Linked DNA regions of Homo sapiens: region 2 is linked to region 1. Evidence: chromatin contacts called from ENCODE Hi-C data. All regions are on one chromosome and are shown on one strand. Each heading gives the region's core, a stretch centred on a gene start or an enhancer-like site at or near the end of the contact. The rest is flanking DNA. Distances are from core to core; before and after follow the strand shown.

The links. Hi-C counts contacts between places; a loop is a spot of excess contacts on that map. Pooled maps may share reads with other maps.
Region 2: a loop to region 1 is called in a map of gastrocnemius medialis, with 2.9 times the contacts of the local background. The contact joins the promoter of ZNF462 here to the promoter of TMEM38B in region 1. A Hi-C loop is called at or near these places in 1 of 168 maps with a recorded cell type or tissue (gastrocnemius medialis) and 10 of 50 pooled maps.

Annotation. Positions count from the first base shown.
Region 1 is chr9:105,692,688-105,696,313 of GRCh38, reverse strand. It overlaps TMEM38B (transmembrane protein 38B), which reads right to left and starts at 1,773. Exons shown (of 6, transcript NM_018112.3): 1 at 1,542-1,773. The coding sequence starts at 1,653. RefSeq lists a silencer at 1,670-1,939.
Region 2 is chr9:106,861,087-106,864,712 of GRCh38, reverse strand. It overlaps ZNF462 (zinc finger protein 462), which reads right to left and starts at 1,547. Exons shown (of 13, transcript NM_021224.6): 1 at 1,358-1,547.

The sequences.
Region 1 (3,626 bases), core at 524-3,023:
TCCGTCTCAAAAATAATAATAATAATAATGATAATGTATTCTTTATGAAAAATAACTTTTCCAAAACAAAAAACATTTAGTGAGAAGAATCACACTGTGTACATTCTAACAAATGTCTGGCTTCAAATAGAAAACTGTTAGATTCTCATATCTACTTCCTTCTGTTACAGTATCACAACTCAGGTAGCCTCTGGAAAACTCCACTGTACACTTCTGAAAAAATGAGAGTGAAAAAGATAACATCTGCATATTATTACGAAAGTAATTTTAAACTGGCAGTGTCAGAGAATCCCATGGGTCCCTGGACCACAATGTGAACATCTGATTCAGCCTATACAAAAAAAAATTTTTTTAATCAAATTCTGAACATGTAGTAGCAACAAAACTTACTTTTTTCAAATCAAAGAAATAATATCTTATGCAGATAATGTGTTCTACTTTAATGCAGTAATACCATCCTCATCCAGGTCAAAATTTGTACCAACGATTTAAACTGAGCTACAAACTTCAACATAAATGAAAAATATTTCTGAGGTCTAAGGATTTTTTAAAACCAGTAAGTAGTCCATAAGAAAGATACAGCATCATCCTCCAGACCTCACTCATCAACTATCCGTAGGGCAAGGCAGATGAAAGACAGCAAGAACACAAAGAAAGTAGGCAAAGAAATGTCTGACCTCAAAGAAAGAAGAGGTCCATACAACTAAAAGCACAGTAGAATAACTACAAAAGTAAAGCAGTATTAGAGCAAACGCACCCTGGTGTAAAATCCAATAAAATACAACTACTGTCCCTTGATCGCATTGCTAAAAGAACTCAAAATGCTGTTTCAAGACTATATCCCCATTCTGCAGATAGTGAAACTACGCCAGGTAACTCTTGCTTGTACAGTGTCCGTCGTGACTGTGAAAAGGGGAACGCACTCGCTTCTCACATGCTAGGCAGGGTGTTAGGACACTGCGTGAAGGGGAATCCTGGTCTGGCTACAGGAGGCTTTTTGTTTCAGTGCTTGTACAACTTTCATAACTGGAGAGTAGTCCGCAACCATCTATTACTCCAAGAGACTGAGTCAGAAACCTGCTGTCTCCTCACATGACTTTCAAACACTGCGAGCGAGTGGCGACACTGCGAGCGAGTGGCGACACTGCGAGCGAGTGGCGGTACCGCGAGGAGGCCGCCCAAGCCCTGGGCTGGCGCGGATATCTGTGGTTCCGAAACGCTGCGGCAGCTTCTGTCAGTCCTGGGACTTCTGCGGGCGGTTGGCAAGGTCGGCCCTGCTCGCCCAGGCTACGGCCTCGCGGACCCCAGGTCACGCCTCCTTTGAGGAGTACTAGAGCCTCCGTCCTCCCCCACGCTGTTTCCCCATCTGCACTCAGTAAGTCAGACCAACCGGCCCTTGGCGCCCCTCCAACTCTACCATCGAACTGTCTGGGCTAGCGGCCACTCAGCCGCCCACCCGACCCACCCGACCCACCCGACTTAGACGGTCCTCGCCGTCAGGAGCACTCTGAGGGGTCCGGCCCGCGGCGCCCCGCACTCACCCGGCTGACGTTTCACCGCCATCACTGACACTAGATAGTGCGCGATGTCAAAAAAGGGAAACATGGACGTGCGGGAGAAGGCCAGAGCCAACTCGTCCCATGGAGAATCCATAACGACCACCGACCGCGGCAACCGAAGCAGCCGCGGCTACTGGTTCCCCGCGCTCGCGCGGTGAGGAGTAGGAGAGGGCACAGCCGCGGCCGCCCGCTCCTCCGCGCCGGCTCCAGCTCCGCGCGTGCGCCCTGGCGCCGAGGGGGCGGGGCCGCGCTTCGCGGGAGCCGCAGGCTCACCGGCGCTAGGCGGGTGGGCGGGGCGAGCGGGTTCCCCGCGGCTCCAGCCGGCTCTTGCCTCGGTTCTCCTAGTAAGGGTCCAGCGTCTTCTTGGTCCTGGGCGCAGTGCAGGACCTGGAGAGCGTGCAGATGAACAAAACACGGTCCTCAAGGGGAGACGCTCAGAGTTGGATTTATTTCTGTAAATTGATGTCATTCACCTAACATTTATCGAGCAACCACAGTGCAAGTCACACTGTGACTTACTGGAGATATAAAAATAAAACAATAATATCCTGACCTCAAGAACTATGCGTTCCCTGAAAGAGATTTTTTATAAAAAGAGAAAAAACGCACATAATGGTACAAAAGCAGGTACTGAGAAGTATAGCTGCCGTGCGAGAGCAGTTCGAAACGAAGATTACAATTCTGGGAAGTGAGTAAAGTGACATGTGAGCTGGACTTTAAAAGTTAAGTGAGAAACACAAGCTAGGTGGGAGATGGAGGGAGGTGTTTTGGGTTGACTACAAAGTGAGAAATGAGGTTGGGAAAAGTCCTCGAATGGCAGACAAAGCCAGGCAGTTTGGCTCCAGAGGTTAAATTCTTGATCAATCACTATGTTAAGCTCAGAGCCAGAATCTCTTCTCCTAATCTCTACGCTAACTGGGTTGTTTGGTGGAAGGTGAGGGAGTAGAGGTGCAACGAAGCAACAAGATTAAGAATAGATTGATGAGAAGCGACTGACAACGGAAAATCAGAGGGTATTCACTGGTCCAAGCAAAAGGTAGTGGAGGCTGTGGCAGCAGAAATTGAGACCAATTGTGGGAAACATGGGTAGAAGCAGAATATCGTCAGTGAGTGTCAGTCTGTACAGGCGGGAAAGGAAGCATTTGTCAAATAAAATGAGGAACGGGTGAGTAGGAGGATTGTGGTTGCATTCTGATAAATAGGAAACAAGAAGGAATAGGTTTGGGTAAGAAAAAAAACTAGCTTGGCACACTTATTTGATGTGTGAACAGATTATGCTGGCACCAGGAAATTGGAGAAACGTGATTAGCTGCTAGGTAGGTGACAGCTTCACGGGTGTATGCACTGCAAAAGGAGAATTTTTTTTATCTGAATATGTATTCATTAATTTTAATTCATTTAACAAAATGTTTTTTGCGTGCCTACTATGTAACCAGCATTTTGCTGGATGTCAGAAATACTGCCCTAAACACTAAGTGTTTAAAACGTAGGAAAATTGTAGTAAATCTCTACACTTCATTACTTATCAAGAAAGAATAGACTTGTTCAAATACTTTTCACGTGTGGTTTTCTAAGCAAGCACTTCCCGTAGAGAAAAGTCTTTAGACCTGTAGCACACTTTCTAGCAAAACTAAGGGGAAAAAAACCACCTGTGAATATTTATACTTTCCTGTTTAAGTCTGTTCTTTCCATACTTTTTACACATTCGCTTATTTTTGGAATTTTAGTTTTGCGAATTTAGGCTCAGAGTTTGGATATTACTTCTTTTTTTTCTTTTCTTGTTTTTTTTTTTTTTTTTTTTTTTTTTTTTTGATATGTAATCTTGCTCTGTTGCCAGACGAGTGCAGTGGCGCGATCTCGGCTCACTGCAACCCCCAACTCGCTGATTCAAGCGATTCTCCTGCCTCAGCCTCCCGAGTAGCTGGGATTAAAGGCACGTGCCACCACGTTTTTTTTGTATTTTTAGTACAGACGGGGTTTCACCATGTTGGCCAGGATGGTTTGGAACTCCTGACCTCATGATCCGCCCGCCTTGGCCTCCCAAAGTGCTGGGATTACAGGCGTGAG
Region 2 (3,626 bases), core at 298-2,797, 1.2 Mb before region 1:
TTAAAAATGAAACTTTTTTTTTTCTTGGTTGGGGAGGAATATAAAAGGAACTCCAGGCAGCCTCCCTCCCTCCCTCTCTGTAGGTTAGAAGCCACAATGAAAAGAAAACGAGGGTTCCTTCAGGAATGGTGAACAGCCTGGAGAATGAACGTGAGAAGGAGCTTTGTGTTTTGGAGTCTGGACTGGAACCAAAGCAGACAGCTTGCAAATGGAGGACAGGGAGATAAAGAAAGGGAAAGAGGGGCTGCTCCAATGGGGGGCGGCTGCGGCTTCCCCTCGTGCCTGGAAGGAGGGCAGACCCCTGGGAACTGCACCAGGAGTGAGACGCCCCCCCAGGCCCCTGCCTTCCTTTCTCCCTTCCTCAGAGGAGAGCCAAGCGTGTGTAATGGCTTCTCCTCTCCAGAAACCGTTGTCCTCCTCCACCAGACGCTTCTGAACCTCCAGCCTGGAGACAGCTCCTCAGCCGCTCCTGAACCTGCGCCCCCCACCCGGCCGGTGCCCCCCGCTCCTCGCCTCTCTGTTCACCAGCAGCACCGGCACCAGCAGCTGCAGCAGCCACCCCCCGACACATCCCGACCCCGCATCCCAACTTCGGGGAGAGGGAGAGAGAGAGAGAGAGAGAGAGAGAGAGAGAGAGAGAGAGAGAGAGAGAGAGAGAGAGAGAGAGAGAGAGCCAAATACCTGAGGAAGAGGGGGGCTGCCAATCCGCACGGCTTTGCCATCGGGCGGGGGACAGGCAGACAGAAGGGGGAAAGGAAGGAGAGGGACAGAGAAAGAAAGAGGTCAACCCGCTCAGGTCGGGGCCGCTCGCACGGAGCTCTCCCTCCTCTGACCCTCGCTCGCTCCCTCTGGCTCTCGGCTCAGGTCTCCGGCCTCCCGCCCTCCGCCCCCCTCTGTCCCTACTCCTGTCCCCACACTCGGAGCATCCGTCCTAAGCCTCCAGCTCTCTTCTCACTCATCTTTCATTTTCTCTTCTCTTCATAGAACTACACGAAATTAATTAAGCCACCGCGCTCACTCCCCCCAGCAGGAGCAGCAGCCAGCAGGAAAAGCACAGCCACCTCCACTGCCACCACTACCACCTTCTCCTCCTCTTCCTCCTCCTCCTCTTCCTCCCTCGCTTCTCCTCCTCCTCTTCCTCCTCCCCCTCCTGCTCTCCCTCCTCCCCCTCCTCCTCTTCTCTCTCGCTTCTTCTCCTCTTCCAACAGCCAGTCCATGCAGGGGACTTCCTCTCCTCCCCGCTCCTCCAACCCTCCTTGGCCGAATGAATGAGCGCGTTTGTGCCTCCACCACCCCGCGCTCTCTTCCCCGGAGCACTCGGACCACCCCGAGGTGGTTGTTAATTGCAGTAACTTACAGAAGAAGCGTCCCGGCGCCGGGAGGTGCTTCGGGTTCTCCAGCCCCACCGCCTCCTTATCCTCTTTCTCTTTCTCCTCTTCCTGCTCGGGTTATTGTTGTGGAAGTTGTTTGGGAGTCTCATGTGCTTCTGCCGGGTCTCAGCAATGGAGGATCGCCATCTTCCCTGCCTTCCTCGGCTCCTCAGACTCGCTGCAGCTGCAGATGACCTGAGATATCCGTCTCTCTCCCTCTCTCTCTCTCTCCCTCCCTCCCTCTCCCTCTCACTCTCTCTCTCCCCTCTCTCTCCTCTTCTCTCTCCTCTCCTCCCTCTCCCTCGCGCGCTCTCTCTCTCTCCCTCCCTCTGTGTCTCTCTCTGAATAATGAGCAACCAGGGGGAGAGAGAAAGCAAGACAGAAAGAGAGAAGGAAGACAATCTTCTCCTGCCACACAAAACGCCGGAGCACCAGGGGGTGCGCGAAGCCTTTCTAATAACAACAACAACGTGCAGCAGAGAGGAAGGAAAAAAAGAAAGAAAGAAAGAAATGAGGAAAAAGGCTAGGGGAAAAAAGAGGAAGAATTATCCAAGAGCTCGAGAAGAGCAGAAGGAGAAGCTGGAGGAGATGCTGAGGCTGCTGCTGCTGTTCCCCCTCCCCCCTGCTGAACCCCAGAAGGAGGCAAGGTGGTTGCAAAGTTAAGGCTGGGACATTGTCTTTGTCACTCAGAGCCAGGCCAGTGAGATGCAAGAGGAGGAGGTGGCGGCGGCAGAGGAGGAGGAGGTGGTGGTGGAGGAGGGGGAGGAAGAGGAGGAGAAGGAGGCAAAGGAGAAGGAGGCAAAGGAGAAGGAGAAGGGGAAGAGGGAGATGAGATGATGAATAAAGACCTGCGGAGAAGGCGGTGCGAGGAGCGCGGCCGCCGGGCCGAGGCGTGCGCGCTCGCGTCCCGGTGGCGCCCGGCAGCCCTGGCCCGCAGAGGAAGCCCCCGGTGAGGACCCTGCCCGGCAGCTCATAGCGCTCCCAACGTCAGCCCTGCCCGAGGCGCCGAGCCCGAGCCCCAGAGGGTCCCTTACTTGCATCCATCTAGAGGCCAACCTTTGCAAAGAACATACGTGGGGAACTGGAGGTTGCAAGTATAAACCCAGATCAACCACGTGGGGCTTTTTAATCCCTTTCCAGCTTGCGGTGTGAGTATTTCCAGTGAAAAGCTCAAATTGTCCATTACTGGCACGTATTTTGAAGTCTTCTCTCCTGAAATAAAGGCTCATTGTGCGTTTTATTTCTTTCCTGATATGGAAGGTGGGGGGGTGGAGGAGGAAAAGAGCCCATCATTCCGAGCTTCGGAACCACCACTTTCTTTTCCTAACTTGTGAAATGTTTTGACTGCGCACCAAAAGAAAAAAAGAACGCCTGCTTAAATAACTTTACACCCTCCAGCCCCGCGTTGTTTGCACTTTCTGGCTGATCATCTAAAGGCTCGGAAAGTAACAATCAGCGCTCTTAATGATAAGGTGTCATGGTGTTGAAGACACGCGAGCCAAGATGAAGCTTTCACACCTTGAATTTTTATTTAGTGTAATCTCTCCCGTATCATTCTGAACTATCTCTTTTGCAAAGGAGTGGTTCCCCCCCTCCACCACCAGGTCGAAAGTCTCCTACGGTTTTAATTGGACTGGGAGCGGTGGGGGTTGGGGATGGGGGTTCTACAGTATCAAAAAAATCAATGCAGCAAGTCAGGAGCAATTGAAGTTCAAGGGCATGGGCTGATTGTACCATTTCTATTTCTTGGATCTTGGAGTTGGACATCAACAGCCTCAGGAGAGAGAAACGCGCAGCGCGCGGGGCAGAAAGAGACCTTAATTAAAGTTTCTTTTGTCCGCGTCTGAATTGGGGATGTTGCTGGATTCCTTTGCATTGAGGAGCGCGCATCCGGTGAAGGCGCGGTGTTAAGGATCCTGGGCAAGTCTGTCCTCTTTAAATACTCGCCCTTTCTCCTCCCTCCCCCCAAGCAACAGTCCGAGAAGATATATACCTATAAATCCATACAATAAAGGAAGAGGAGGAGACGCGCGCGGAGTTGGTTCCCATCCGATAGCGGGGCTTCATAAACAGATCTAAATCCTCATTTTCCAAGATTTTCCCGACCCTATATTCCTGAGCAGAATCTCTCACCCCGAGGCACGATTTCACCCACTTCCAGTCAACACTTCCTGCCCTTTTCTCCTCCCACTCACATTGAAAAGCTCGGGATCCCTAAAAGGGTGTTGATGGCGGGGGTGATAAATAAATAAATAA